Regions from separate parts of the Homo sapiens genome. Here region 2 is linked to region 1. The links are chromatin loops, found by intact Hi-C in ENCODE. Cell type or tissue: endothelial cell of umbilical vein. All regions are shown on one strand.

What was found. Peaks named below come from ENCODE experiments on the same cell type or tissue, not always from the same donor. Only the 100,000 strongest peaks of a DNase experiment are listed, where the experiment ranks them.
Region 2: a loop joins it to region 1, with 9 times the contacts of the local background. A loop is called at or near these places in 12 of 110 quality-filtered maps.

The regions. Positions count from the first base shown.
Region 1 is chr13:70,960,883-70,968,882 of GRCh38, reverse strand. No RefSeq gene overlaps it. Among named protein-coding and RNA genes, the nearest start is that of LINC00348, 50 kb to the left of the region's middle. In endothelial cell of umbilical vein, CTCF peaks have their summits at 4,344, 4,549 (motif pointing right) and 7,806; a DNase peak (open chromatin) is centred at 7,842.
Region 2 is chr13:70,620,451-70,628,450 of GRCh38, reverse strand. No RefSeq gene overlaps it. Among named protein-coding and RNA genes, the nearest start is that of LINC00348, 390 kb to the left of the region's middle. In endothelial cell of umbilical vein, no CTCF peak of the experiment used is centred here; a DNase peak (open chromatin) is centred at 4,970.

The DNA of each region.
Region 1 (8,000 bases):
GAAAAATAGCAGTGTGAAAATTATGTAATATTAAATTATCACGGAGAAAAATAACAGAAGCTTACATATTTAAACATGTAAAACTTTAAATTTAATTATTATATTATATAGTTGCAATAGAAAAGTATGAGTATTGATAAAATATTAAAATAAAACGGCTTCTTTGAAATAAAATATTCTTTTCTGAAACTTCTAAATAATGTTTCCAGTTAACTTATTAAAAATAAAATAGACAAGAATAAAATTTACATTGACTTCAAAATTAGCCAACAAATTCATATCTCTGTGTGTGTGTGTGTGTGTGTGTGTGTGTGTGTTTAACAAGTGTTTATATAAGCATACACGTATTCCTGTACTTGTAGGCTATATATGTCCATATTTGTATATAAATTTATACTCAAGGAGAAAACAGTTTGACTGTGTGTATATATATTTACATATATTACTATGTGTGTGCACAAGTAATATACTACAGATTGAAAAAGATTTGTTAAATATATTTAGGCTAAATAATGTAATAATTCAAGTGCATAGTTATTGTTCATACTTAAGATGAAAATAATCTTCTAAGATCACTGGCTACTAGTGGTGGGACATTGAGTCAGTTACTAAGCCTCTCTGTGTTATGGTTTCTTGGTTCTATGGGGATAATAGTATCTACCTACCTAGAACAGTGACTCCAGATACTAAGAACCAAGACTACTTCATAGGCATTAAACAACAGTACAATCACTAAAAAGAGATTCACGCTTGGAGTTTTATGCTCTCTAGTCATGTCTTGAAATGCTTAATATTTTTCTCTTTGAATTTGTGCTTTGTACATGAAGCAGGATGAAAGAGCAACAAGGATGGGCACTAGAGCCTCTACTGAGGTACAATCGGCCTCTTTCCCATTTCCAGAGATGGGTCCTTGGTCTCTTGCTTCTTCCACGCCTAGAATGAAAACCCTGACTAGCCTCCTCCCTCTCCCTGTCCCCACCCCAGAACTACTAGGGGTCCCCTTTTCCTTCAAGTTGTCTGAGGGTGGGCATAGTGAGGGTCCACGTCAGGCACGTGAGCCAGGCTGCATCAGGATGCCTGGGGAAGGGCCGTGGCCACCCCTCCAGGCTGGCAGCACCACGGTGTATCTGGTCGTCTGCCTGGAAGCCACGTCAGGGCAAGGACTGGCCTCTCTCCTAGCCCGACCAATTCAATGGATCACTTGCAGCTCAGAATTTGAAAGATGCTTTAGGCTTGCCTATCTGCCCTAGGTTGAGGCGGCAGACCTGTGGGAAGAGAAAAGGGCTGGTTCTACACCCTCAGATTTATTTCTGAGCCTAGGTACAGCTGATGAGACCAGCGACTGGTTGGAGGATATTTAAGGCTGGATGTTTTATGGCATGGGCCCATGGGCCTATGCAGATCTGCAACCACCTAGGGAATATATCCATGCCAGGAGTACTTTCTGGTTCTTTATCTGGGAAGAGCCTCTCTTTCTCTTCTAAACCCTCTTGAATCTGGCTTGTGTTTGTCTCTGTTGCTCAGTATGAGGCAACAACCTCCAGCCATGGACTAAGAAAAAGAATTGTGTCATTTCAATAATTCAGCATACAAATACTCTGATATTTTCATTTTAAACTCTCATTGAACAATATAAAGATGAAAGGTAAAATCCATGTTAATAATTTAAATTTTTAATTGCTTTTTTCCTTAGAACAATTAAATAGTAAATAATAATAATAATAATAATAAAACACCATGACAATTTGAGAGAGGGAGGAAAGAGGAAAGGGGAGAGAGAAAAAGAAAGGAAACAAGCTTGTTTGTTTGTTTGTTTGTTTGTTTTAAAGATGAAGTTTCCTTCCTGTTGCCCAGGCTGAAGTGCAGTGTCGCCATCTCGGCTCACTGCAACCTCCTCCTTCCTAGTTCAAGTGATTCTCCTGCCTCAACCTCCCGAGTAGCTGGGATTACAAGAGTCTGCTACCACGCCTGGCTACGTTTTTCTATTTTTGGTAGAGATAGGGTTTCACCATGTTGGCCAGGCTGGTCTCAAACTCCTGACCTCCAGTGATCCATCTGCCTTGGCTTCTCAAAGTGCTGGGATTACAGGCATGAGCCACAGCGCCCAGCGAGGAAACAAGATTTATTTATTTATGTTGAGACGAAGTTTTGCTCTTGTTGCCCAGGCTGGAGTGCAATGGCATGATCTCGGCTCACCGCAACCTCCGCCTCGTAGGTTCAAACAATTCTCCTGCCTCAGCCTCCAGAGTAGCTGGGATTACAAGCATGCACCACCATGCCCAGCTAATTTTGTATTTTTAGTAGAGATGGGGTTTCTCCATTTTAGTCAGGCTGGTCTCTAACTCCCGACCTCAGGTGATCTGCCTGCCTCAGCCTCCTAAAATGCTGGGATTACAGGCGTGAGCCACCGTGCCTGTCCCCAGAAAATAAGTTTAATACATACCTTTAATAATACTTCCTTGCTGCTTTTTGAATAAGAAGCTAGGCATATTCATTTTGCATAGGAGCCCACAGTTTATGTAGCTGCCTCTGATAAGAAACCGTATTTGTCAGCTCTTATTATTATAAAGGCTCTTTTTCTTATTTAGGGCAGATTTTGTGGCAAATTTGCACAATTATTAGCACAATATTTACAGTAAAACTACATACATCTTTCTTTTCAATTTGATTGTTTCAAATTTAACACAATTTTCTTAGTTTTTTATTTCCAATTTAGTGTGAATTAATAAATTCATTGTTGTATACACAAATGTATAGTTGGAGTAATAACATGATTCCCATTTATACTTCTATTGAACACTGAAAGTTGGTGATGAGAAAATGGAAGATAAATATGGAATAAAGCCATAAGTATGCAATGCAAATTATGAATAGTAAATTGGACACATTGATTAGATTCCTAGAAGATGTAATATATTGAATAAAGAAGTCTGTCAACTAAGTTTTTGACAGGTGTCAAATACACAGAACTATTTTTTAAAATGAGATTAAGTAATTGGCAGAATATGCTATGTGCATTTTTTATGTTAAGTATAATTCTGTAACTTTATTAAAATGAAGACTACTTCAGCAATTGATAGTTTTTCAAAAATAAGTTACCTTAAAGATTCATCTCTCTCGTTGTGGTCCATATTCAGTCATGTATTCAAGATTTATTACATGGTTACCTTTATTTTGTAAGACCATAGTATCACTGCGTTCTTTATAATAAAGGACTGATGCATTCCGTGTAGGTTGAGGATAAAAGGCCATACTTTTTCTGTATTTTTAATATGGCCATGTGAAAGAATCAATTGTTTTGCTGCTTAGAAGTTTAACATTAATATAATAGGAAGATTTGTAGATATGGGCTCAAAATCTTCTTGAGTTAAAGTTGCCACCCAAAATCTTACGATGTAGGTGACTTCAGGAAGGAAATTAACATCTCTGAACCTCAGTTTTTATAATTGTCACATGGGGATAATAACACTTACTGTGTGGTACATAGAATGTGGGAAGCTATATAAAAAATAGTAAATAGGAAAACATTCTCTACACTTTGATAGACTAATCAAATGAAAGTTTCACTAACATTAATGGAATGACTTTCACTGTGGCTTGATTTGTACATATCCAGAAGAATAACATTAGTAGCCCAGTATGCTTCTATGACAATTTAGTGTATGCCAATCATTTTACATTTATCAGTTTCTCTCTTTGCCATTGGTATGTGAGTGGCAGAACAGTTATCTATATTAGATCTGTGAGGAAACTGGGTTACAAAAAGTGAAAATATTTGCCTGAGATCATAGAATCGTTGAGTTTCAGAAGTGGAAAAAGTGAATATGTACTCTAACTTCCTCATTTTGCAGATAAGAAAACTGAAGCCCTGAGAAAATCAATGAATGCTTCATGGTATATTGAAAGGGCAATTACATTACTACATGTTTTCATCTGGTCATTCTTTTTTTCTTTCTTATTCATCCAGTCCTTATAATGATAATAATTCAATTATGTAGTATCTTCTTCAGTGGAAACAAAGCTTATCAATCAACCAAATAAAATTATGATATATGTTGGTAAAGCACAAAAAATAATATTCATAAGTTTAAATTTTGTATTCATTCACTCATAACAAAAAAGTAAACAAATATAAGACTTGCTGTCAATTTTAAGAAGTGCCATAAAGAAAATTAATCAGTTGTCAAGACATGGAACAAAGGGATAGAAGGAAATAAAGTTGCTCATTTAAAATGGGTGGTTGGAGAAGGCTTCTTTGATGAGGTGTCATTTGAGTTATTTTGGATGAAAGGGTTAACCATAAAAAGTGAACTTTAAGTAGAAAAACAGTTATTGAAAAGATAAGATACTTTAATTGTATTTGAAATGCAATGGAAAGCTATGGAAGGGTTATACATAGAAAAATATCATGGTGCGTTGTACATTTTTAAAGGATCAGTAGACAATGATCAGAGGAAGCAGGTAAAATAAGAAACTATTGGAGTAGTTCAGATGAGAGGTGATGGTGACTTGGTGTGTATGTCTGATTGTGCAGCTTGTGTACTGCACACCTCTAGGTGGTGCCATTCTCCTAGACTGCAAAGTGTATGGTCTCCTAAAGAGTTGTACAATTAAAACCTGTAAAACTGTACACAATGATGCTGTTTACAGGGGCCGGGGGATGCAGCAGTGGTAAATGGACAGAATTGGCAGAACCAATACATACAGCAGAATAACTTATGCTTTTAATTGTATGGACATTGGTGGGGAGAAATGGGAGAATTTATATCTCTTTTACAACTTAGCAGATATTGGTGCTATTACATAGCTCTTGAATGCTTCTATAATTTCCTTTCTATATTCATTGTTTTCATAAACCATTGAATACATTATAAAATCCAATTGTTAAAATGGTTTCTAAATTTTTTAGAAGCCCTGGACTAATTTTTGCCATATGGATATGAAATGAATTTCATTTGTTAACATGAAAAAATTCTATAAAAGATTAGCTTAACAAATTGGAAACAATATGATCTTTCAAAAATTCAAGCTATACACAGTAAGTGGTCAATAGCTATTTATTGATGGTGATGATGTTGTCTGCCCTTTGAAGGGCTGTTAATAATACAATGCAAACAATGTGCTGTTAAAATCACTTGAATGGGTTATTTAATAATATGATTAGACTAATTTACTGCAAGATTGAAATTCTTATCTGGCATTAATATGGACACTAGACTAGGCCTTGAAAAGAGTCACATAATACACAGTACATTTTTCAGAAGATTTGCTTTTGTATATTCATGTAATTTGGCATTGAAATATTGGTTTAACCTATTATTGAATTCAAAATGTTGTGATTTCAGGCCTTCTCTATCGAGAAGTCACTTTTTTTTTCTTCCCAACAAAGCAAAACATATTGGTTCTTTGTAGGGTTTAACATATTAACTTGGTCTTAGAGGACTGGTATTTTAAAAAGGAAAACAAATAACTTCATTGTAAGGAGAATCTTCAGGGCTCTCTTTGAGAGGATTGGCAATTCATCCAATATTTTACTGCTGTCACTCTGTAATCTGTTGATTGGTGTTCATAATTCTTCACAGAGATATTGTAAAGATTAATGAAACAGAGTTTGTAAAGTATTTTATCTCCACAAACGCTAGTTCTGTGAGCTGAACGTTTAGAAGCCTCATTATACACAGGCTATACCGTGCCAGAACTCTTAAACTGTTAGTAAAATCTCTTAAGTGTTGTTCTTTATCATTGCTGTCTCAATAATGCAGGGCTGTGCCTATCATATCAGTTTTTGTCTCTTCAGGACTGTTTAAGCGTACTACTATTGATACTTGACATTTATCAGAGTTACAGTGATCCTTTTAAATTTGGAGGGTATAGAATTTGTATTTTATCTTTTAGTGTCGTCTAATAATGTCAAGCTCTATATAAGCACAACCCAGAATTACATAAAGAGCAATGCTCTTTAAAGTCTAGCCTCTGTATCATGAACCTCCCAAAGGTTTGCATTAAAAAATAATGCAGTATGTTCCTCTCCCCAAACAGCTTCAAAGTATAGAAAGCTTAATTAAAATGCCTAAAAGGTAGTACCTCATATCAACGCAACTTCTTGCATCATTAATTCCATAATATAATTTCTTCTGGAAAAAATCTTTAATTTCTAGAAGAAAGCAAACATAAACTTTCTTCATATTATTTAAGTCTACCTTGGAGTAGAAGGGATGAAGCATAGAGAGGTGAGGGAATTCTAGAGTAACCAAACAAACACTATTATTGTGAGTGATAGGGGAAGTGGTTGGATCCTCACTCACAGTTGCTCATAGGTTTCCAGGAACGGTCATGCTTAGGAGGGAATCAATACCACTGAGAAGATACCAAAATACACAACAATGTTCAGTCACTTACATGATAATGTTTCTTCGGAGGAGGAAATTTAAGCTAATCTTGTATAAGTCTCATTTTTGTTGTAAAATTTGATTTTTCTTGCTATGGTTGGAAGAATGCAATAACATTGTATGTTCTGAAAAATGTAGCTCTTTCAATTGTGTCATACAATTCATATAATGTATTTATTTGGCTTTATGATGTAAGAAATGTCGTCCTATTTCAAATAAAGAATTTGTGTAACTTTTTTGTAGTTTTCTGACTTGTTATACACTTGACAAAATATTTTCTAACATAAGAGTTTCTGATATATATATACATATCAGAATATGTATGTATATATTCCTTTCCCCAAACAGCTTGCATATATATGCATGTGTGTGTGTGTGGGTGTGTGTGTGTGTATACCTAAACAAACTGAGGAAGAAAAGGTAGTGAAGAAACTGGGGGAAACAAGATGAGACACATAAAAATAGATATAAAATGTGAAGATCTATAGCCATCCTAATTTTGTTATACTTTAAAATAATGCCTTTATTGTAGTCAAATGTTTGTGTTTAATAAAGATATATTTTTAAAATACAAACTGTCATTTTAATTAGAAAGTGATCATGTTGCTTATATTTTAAACCACTATTCATGCTGTAATCATCTTTTAAATAATCAAAAACAAAGACTATGTTTCTATAGTACATTATCTTAAAAAACAGTCTATGTTTAATGTGACTACCTGCTTTTTGTGAGAAGAAAACATTTTATGGACATGTCTTTTTAGTGTAAATTTAGATAAATTTATTCTAAATAAAATATTTTTATAAATACATCTATATTTCAAATTACAACATTATCAACTACCATTTACAAAGATCTTTGATTGCTTGTAATCCTCAGATTTAGTTAAATTAAAAGGACTCAGTGTAAATAAATAAATCCTCATAAAAGCAATCCAGATACAAAATTCTGTTTTCTTTTGATGAAATATTCTACTTACATTTACTATTTTAAAATATGTATTCTAAAAGCATTTTGCAATAATATAAATTTATGTTTCATTTTTGATAAATTTCCTGTAAATCTTAAAGTACGTTTATCATGATAGCAGTATTTGAAGGGACCCTATATCAGGTATTCCAAAATGCTACTTTCCAGAAGTTTTCTACCAGGATAAGTGGGGAATAATTTAAGGATTAAAGAAACTGAGTGATAATTTCTGAATATCGCTACAGGACAAATAACTGAGAGTTCTCTTTGAGTATGATCACTGGTAACGAAATTTGATGATGTATCAAAGGATAGTTTTTAAAAGCTGACAATAATTTAAAACCTTATAAGCTTGCAAAAGTTAAAAATCAACTTTTACTAGTTAGAATATTCGGCATTCTATCGGTAATATTGAAGATTTGTAACAATAAGTTTGACTCTAACAGGATTCTGAAAACGAGACTGTCAGAAAGGGGAAAAGCGCCACCTATTGATCCGAATATGCAAATTATGTACTGGTTTTTGAAGTAGCTGTGTAAAGCAAAAGAATTTTGGAGCTTTGCTTTGGAGCAAAAAAATTTACTAAGTTGAAAACTTAACTCCTTAATATAAAATTACTTAAGTCATAGTCATTCTCCAGA
Region 2 (8,000 bases), 340 kb after region 1:
AGATAAAGTTGTGGCATCATGAAAATAGTTAACTCTGTAGTCAGAGAAGCCCAATTCCCAGTTGGAGCATTGTGCCTTTGAGCTATGCCTAGAAGGCCAATTTATTGAATCTCTCTTAATCTTAGTTTCTTAACATTCAAAAGGAAATACATATTTCTGCCTCACAATGTTATTATTAGTACTATATGTAATGGCTCTAACACACAGTAAATGCCCAATAAATGATGTTTTTCAAAATGTCTGTCAGTAGAAGAAAAAAAAACATTTATCTTATTCGTGCTTTGTGATTTAGCTAAACAAAATTCTCTTGTATATCTTCTATATCACGGAGGCTACTTTTATGTTTTCATCATGCAAACTAACTAGAGTTCTGATGTCATACTCCATCTTGGCAGAAATATTGTAATTGTAACCTGTCAAGGTATTTGCCACTTAGTTTATGCAAGAGTCTCCATTGTTAAACCTCCTTCTACCTCATCTTCTCTATTCCAACCCTTGGGCTTAGAGGGATCATTTATGCCCTCTGCTATTCCAAAAGTGACAGTCTTCACTCTGCCCTGGGGTTTCCTTCATCACTAGAATTGACTCATTAGACAGCATTAAAATTCATGGTGGTGGTAACAAGGAATCTTCAGCAATTATCAGGAATAACCTCCACTTGGCAAGGAATCCATTGTAGTAAATAACTTTTCACTGAAAAACCATTAAATAAAATGTCATGTAGATGTTTAACCATGGAATAAGAGATAACAATAGTAAAAATAAGTGAAGACTGGAACCTCAAATTCAAACAGTTTGTGTAACAAATGTGTTGAAACATCGAGTAGTTGCACTAGCAACATGGAAAGGTGCCATCTATATCCTAAGGGGTTATGACAATAAAACTCCTGATCTGTTGATGTGTTTTGGTTATGAACCCAGTAACAGTTTTAATTGTCTTATAATTATAGGAGGGGATATGGAATTAGAAAAGAAGGGTCTCTGTTACACATCTGTTGACTATGCAGTACGGCTAGGAAGGGCTTTCATTTTTAGGACAAAATATTCAGTTCAATTATCAATAAGCACTTATTAATTAGCAGTAAATTTAATATAATAAAAAGCTAACACATGGGTAGGAGCAATGAAAGGCTTTGAAATATAGTATTATTCCGGCCGGGCGCGGACCATCCTGGCTAACACGGTGAAACCCCGTCTCTACCAAAAATACAAAAAACTAGCCGGGCGTGGTGGTGGGTGTCTGTAGTCCCAGCTACTCTGGAGGCTGAGGCAGGAGAAGGGCGTGAACCCGGGAGGCGGAGCTTGCAGTGAGCGGAGATCGCGCCACTGCATTCCAGCGTGGGCGACAGAGCGAGACTCCGTCTCAAAAAAAAATATATATATACTATGTATAGTATATATATATATATATATAGTATTATTCCCTACAATGTTAAAATATATTATATATATGTGTGTATATATATATACACACTATAGTGTGTGTGTGTGTATTCAACATATATAATATCACGATTTTATTATATAGGTATTTTATGTCAGCATCTTCGTCATAACAAAATTGTAACATTTATGCATACAGCAACAAATGAGAATGCAAAAATAGACCTTAATTTCAGAGTCAGAATATTCCTGCCTTCTATTGGTAACAGTTAGATATTTGCGAAAGAACCATAGTCTACAACTAAATTCTCAAAGACAGAACCATATGAACTATAATTTTATATGCTTTTAATTGGCAATTTTTAATACCTCATACTGTAATGGTGACTTTTTTATGCTAGAATACCTCCTCCGATTTTTCCTCCTGAGAAGGTGCACCACATATCATATGGCTGATTCCTGGCATTTTAATTTCAACCACCCTGGCTTTCGAAAAACACTGTACAACTCACAGTTTCTGTTTTTCTATCACTGTAACAGCTTTTTGAGATATGCAGCCATACACACTGTGCATTTCAGATTAGAATCTGTCCTCCACCCACCGCCAACATTTTTAATCATTTAGCTTTCTAGGAGCTTCATCATTTCTGTTAATGGAGAGAAGACATTTAAACATGTATGTAATAATTGTATTTGCAGTCTGATCCCTACTCTAACTCTAGCACAAGGACATTTGGTCATACATATTATGGCACCTTCTTTACCGTATCGCTTACTATTCGTTAAACAAGAGAGATTATTTTTTCATCTCTAAGATGATAAAATAACACACATATTTGGGGATTAAATTACTTGACATATCTGTCTCAGAAATAATTTCCTTTAGATAGCTGTACTATTTACTTTCTAGTGATTAACAACTCATTCAGAAAACACATTTTGTCATTTGAATTGGCGATTTTAATTTTGCCAGAGATTTTGAAACCAGCTGTACAAATTGACTTGAAACAGTTTTGTATTTTTCCTTAACAGTAGAGTCTCAACCTTTCCAACTGTTTTTAAAGTGACAAAGGACAATTATAAAATTCCACTAATATTTTTGTGTTGGTTATTTTAATAAAGATTGTGCTTATCTTTTCACTCAAAATAACAAGGGGACTCAAAATAACAGTAAATGATCATAATAAAATCACTTTTCTAAAAATAATTCCCTATGTAACTATACCCCTCCAAGTAATATTTCAATGTAGATATAACCAATATAGGTTATTTTCCCTCGACATCATTTTGGGAGATAATTTTTAAAAATTAACATTTCACACAATGTTCAATATGAACCTTATGTTTTAATTCAACTGAGTAACTGTTGTATTCAAGAAAGAAATAATAAAATTTTTAAAGCTTTTACTTTTCAAAAGATTAGTTTTCAAAAATAGAAAGTAGTTTATCCTTTCTACAAATATTCACTGCCATCATCACCTTTTCATGTATTAGTAATTGAGATATTTTTGATACATCTTAATCTATAGATTGATTTGAAAAAATATATAAATCTATTTCGAATACACATTTGTTTTAATGCATATATGAGGAGAATCAGAGTGATTCCTCTCTCAAACTTATAAAAATTTAAAACCCAAGCATATGACCAATAGAGAGTTTGAAATTTATGCCAAATCTGGTTTCAAATACACTTTCTCTGCACATTTTTCTGATCCTGTTAGTTTTATTTCCTCTGGGAGGATAATGCAAAAAACTTGGAACTTACTGTTGATTTTATTTTCTATGTGTTAATATAAATATATACATGTTGAGCTAATAACATGAAGTGAATATATTTTTTTGGTCTAGAAATGAGTTTCACAATAAGAGAAAAAATATTGGGCCGGGCACGGTGGCTCACGCCTGTAATCCCAGCACTTTGGGAGGCCAAGGCAGGTGGATCATGAGGTCAGGAGATCGAGACCATCCTGGCTAACATGGAGAAACCCCGTCTCTACTAAAAATACGAAAATGAGGCGGGCGTGGTGGCATGTGCCCGTAGTCCCAGCTACTCGGGAGGCTGAGGCAGGACAATCACTTGAACCTGGGAGGCAGAGGTTGCAGTGAGCCGAGATCACGCTATTGCACTCCAACCTGGGTGACAGAGTGAGACTCTGTCTCAAAAAAAATAAACAATACAAAATATTGAAGAATAATTTCTCAATCTGTACTGCTGGATTGGTGAAAATATATTTACTTAGAAAAACATGTGATTATGGCAAATTGTGGAATGATGAGATGGAAAATATAGGCCCAAATTTAAAACTATGGCAAAAAGAAAACATTTTAAAATTCATTTCCAGCAGACTAGAATTTAGTCTTCAAAGACTCCAAAGTCAAGTCATTAAATAATAAGGCAGTTTTTATTGGGTAGAAATGCGGGATATGCAATATAATTAGATAGTAGGCCCTGGAGGATTTACAGGATTTAGGAATTTTTTAGAGTTAAAGAGCTAAATAAGTCAGTATTAAAAGACCTACCCTTGATATGAATAAATCCCACATCTGTAAGCTGTTTTGGAATTTTGCTTTGAACCTTGTGAGATGCTGAAATGCAACAGTCCTTTCCCTCCAGTGGGCTTCATTTATCTTTAGTTATATTGGACAGTTGTGTGGTGTGCCTTTCCACTCTCCCTTTCTCTTTATATATATATTAAATGTCTTTTTCTTTAAATGTATGTACCAAATCATTTAAATTAAGTGCTAACATATTTTCAATACCAAGAGATTATTTTCAGATTTTAAATGTTGCATCACAGAAATTTTGTACCACTTTCTTTCTCTTGATTTAAAATGGAAATATATTTCTTTCACAACTTGCCTTCTCAACATAGGTATAATTTTTCAAAGTATTTATAATGAACTTTTAATTTAGGAAGGGAAAACAAAAACAATCTGATTCAACATGTGATAGGGAATTTTTTAGGCACAAAATTCAATAACGGACCAAAATACGTTTTGTACTCCGATAGGCATTCTGAGGCATTGTTTAGATTTATTATATTTCTCTCCAGTTCAATCTCATCTTGTAGCTTTTCTTGTCTCCCATGGGCCCATTTCTCTTGGTTTGCTTTGTCTTCAGGTCTATATCTGGAAATCTCCTTTCTTTATTTTCCCTTATTCTTTCTGTACAAGAGGTTTCTTTATTTAAGCGCTTTCTAGTCATTTTAATGTTTTTAAACAAATAAAAGAGGGCTGCGTGCATGTATTAATCCATTTTTAATAGCCACTACTGAAAGACGGGGCATTTTCTTGGTGTTGTTTTGAATTGCTATTATCTAAAAAGAGGTTTATTTTTATCAATATCTATTGTGACATCCAGTTAAAATGACAAAGACTCCCACGCTGAGCAAACTGAAGCAACCCTTGAGTTCACTGAATAAAAGCCTGAGACTGGCAGCAGAGGATTTTTAAAATATATTTTTGTTCATATTCTATTGATGCTATGGTTCCCCTTAAATAATTTTCATGTACTATTAAGAGAACATGGTATTTAGTATACAGATAACTTTTTCACAATGTTATTAAGTTATGTAAGAGTTGGTGCATTGCTGCCATCTATGGACAGAAAAGTGAATATTAATTTTAACTCTAAATTGACATTTTTACATATATGTACATTACCTTTTATAAACCTCTAGAGAATAATTATACATTTATTAATACATGCAGAGAGAGTCTACTTACTAACATCTATTAAAGTTCTGAAAATAATTAATCTGAGAGAAACCAATTCAGGGAGCACAGGTACCAATATCATAGCACTGTATGGCTATAGTGTATTAGCTGACAAATATTTTCACATACCCATCTTTCAAGATTATACAGGGAAGAAATACAATTATTTATTAGCCTCACTTTAGAAATCAAGACGCTGAGGCTAAGAGAGTGTCAGTGATTTTGTCAAGTCACTGAACTGATCAAGGAAAGAATTTGCTTGAAAGCGTCTACTGGTCCATTCTCTGGGATCTCTTTGTAATCCTTCACAGTGCCTGGACTTTCATAACACTTACTCCTTAGTCCTTGCTCAAGTAAACCGTTAAGTATTGGCCATTGTTACATAATCAGAGCTCTGTTCATTCATTCGCAAATATTTGAGGATCTACTCAGAAGCAGAAAGTGTTCTAGGAATTGAGAGACTGCTGGGATCAGGAAAGACAAGGTCCCTGAATTCTTTAAGTTCACGTTTTAGTGCAGAGAGATAGAACAAAAGTGTGTACATAAATGGATGGTCAAGATCACTTCAGAAAGTGGTAAGACCTATTCAAAAAGTATAACTGAGTGATATGATAGCAAAGATCAGGCATTGCTAATCATTATGGAAATATAAAAGAAATAAAAGTGCAGTCAATCCTTTCAGGAAATTATAACCAAATTAATAAGGCAAAACAAATGATGCTATAAATTATGGTACAATACAACAATATGAATATCAGAAAATAGTTTGAAAAAGCACGTCACTGTATTTATATCTCACCCTGTGCTTTACAGGTACCGAATTAATAAAGCTCAGTACTGGCTAGAATGCTAAAGGATGGCTTCATAAAGGTCAGAGGTCTCAGCGAAATCACAAAAATTGTTATGACTACATTACTGAGGCAGAGGAAACATTTTTTGCAAAGGCTTGAATCTGGGGAATAATGAACAAATGAACCTTGTAGGATAAAGATACAGAAGCATATATATTTTCCAACATAGGCATTTAGAGCAACCTCAGGCTTTTTTAGATATTGCATTTCCCAAACCTTGCAGGTTTCTATTTTTGGCCTTGGCTCAGTTTCTAGAACCACATTTCTAAAAGAGTCTTATTTTGATCAAATTGGAGTTGTCTTTTTAAAAAAACAAAAATCCCATAATATTGATTATTTTTATGTGTGTATTCTGATTTACATTCCTGAAATACTTAAGAAGTACTGATTGAAAAATATAGCGAGGAAATTAGCATGTAAAAGGAAATATAACGTATCAAGTAAAAAATTAAGTAAATCAAGTAAATATCTGCTAATATGTGGTGGTCTCTGTATGATGTGGGGATTTCTTATTGAAATATTTCATCCTTCTTGTAACTGAATGTAACTTTCTATAATATGTCATAAAATATCTTATTTTTGTTTATTGATGAATTCAACTTCAATTCCAATAACAATAATTGATTACTTAGAAAAATATATGCACAGAGTCTTTGTATTCTAGGAAACCATAAACTAGTATGAGAAATTACGTATTTTTTGGAAATAAAAGATACAATTTTATTTCCTTGTTGTTAAGGGCTCCTCATTCCATTTCTAAAGTGCATCATTGAGGAATGTAACACTTTTCTAAATGTAAAGAATTCAGATCAAGTAGCCATAAGCAAATACATGGTAACTTTCTTCCTCTTTATTATGTTAGGTATGAAGGTAGGCACATAGATGTTTGAGATAGTGCCAATAGTTTTAAATGATTTGTAGATATATATTTACTTCCAAGTTACGTTCACAGAGTAGACATTTATCATTGAACTGGTTAATTGGTTCAGTGTAAATAATCCACCCTGAATCTAAAACTCAAAGTGGTTCTTTGGGTATGTAATTGAGCCAATGAATTGACAAATTGTCAGTTCATCTCTCTATGCAATTTGGCTGCACTTGACTCTCTGTATAAAGCAATGATACTAATTGAAAGCACTAGTACATTTAGCCATTACTCAGACACGACACACAGCAATAAACCAAATTTTCTAGTTTTATTCATCTATCATGAATAATATTATTGCTATGAAATGCATTATGCAAGCTATGTTCTATTTTCTTCAAAAATTACATAAAATGAAATCTGAACCACATATTTTTACAGCACATGCTATAATGAGCATTTTTTATTCAAGTCCTTTCAATGTTTTGCCCTGCTATTGAAACCTGACTGTTTTTTTTACTCCATTACTAACTTAAAATGATTGACATTGTTAAGAAAAGGACTATAATATACTGCATCTGAACTTTTTGATTTAAGTATTACTGTAAATAATCCTGCGCATGCCAGGGAAGCATGGATAACACTTCCTTCAGTTCTATTTCTAATTTTCTTAAAATACCAGGAGATGCTCTGCATTTTGTTCCTCCACATCAACTTTGTATCCATTATTTCCTCTTGTTTTTCTGAGTATGTCTGATTTCTTGCAACATTTGTTTTCTTATAGTTTTGTGATATACACACATACAGAGACATATGTAAATCAATTTAAGAGTAGGGTGTAGTAAAAGAAAGTTTTCTCATAGAAGGTATATTTCTGCTTTGAGGATTATTCATTAAAGTCTAATATATTATATATGTATTAAAGTCTAATATAGTTTATATATATATATATATAGAGAGAGAGAGAGAGAGAGAGATACTATGTATCAGTCTAATATATTAAAGATAAAGGGCAGGGAAGAAGGGAGGCAGGGAGTGAGGGAGAATGTTCCAGGACAAGAAATGAAAAATGAGAAAGACACATATGCAAAAATATAAAGGCATGGATAAGTTTAAGGTCTTATAGCAGCATCAATTAATATCAATTAATTTCTGGAGCATAAGATGCATGAAGAAAAATA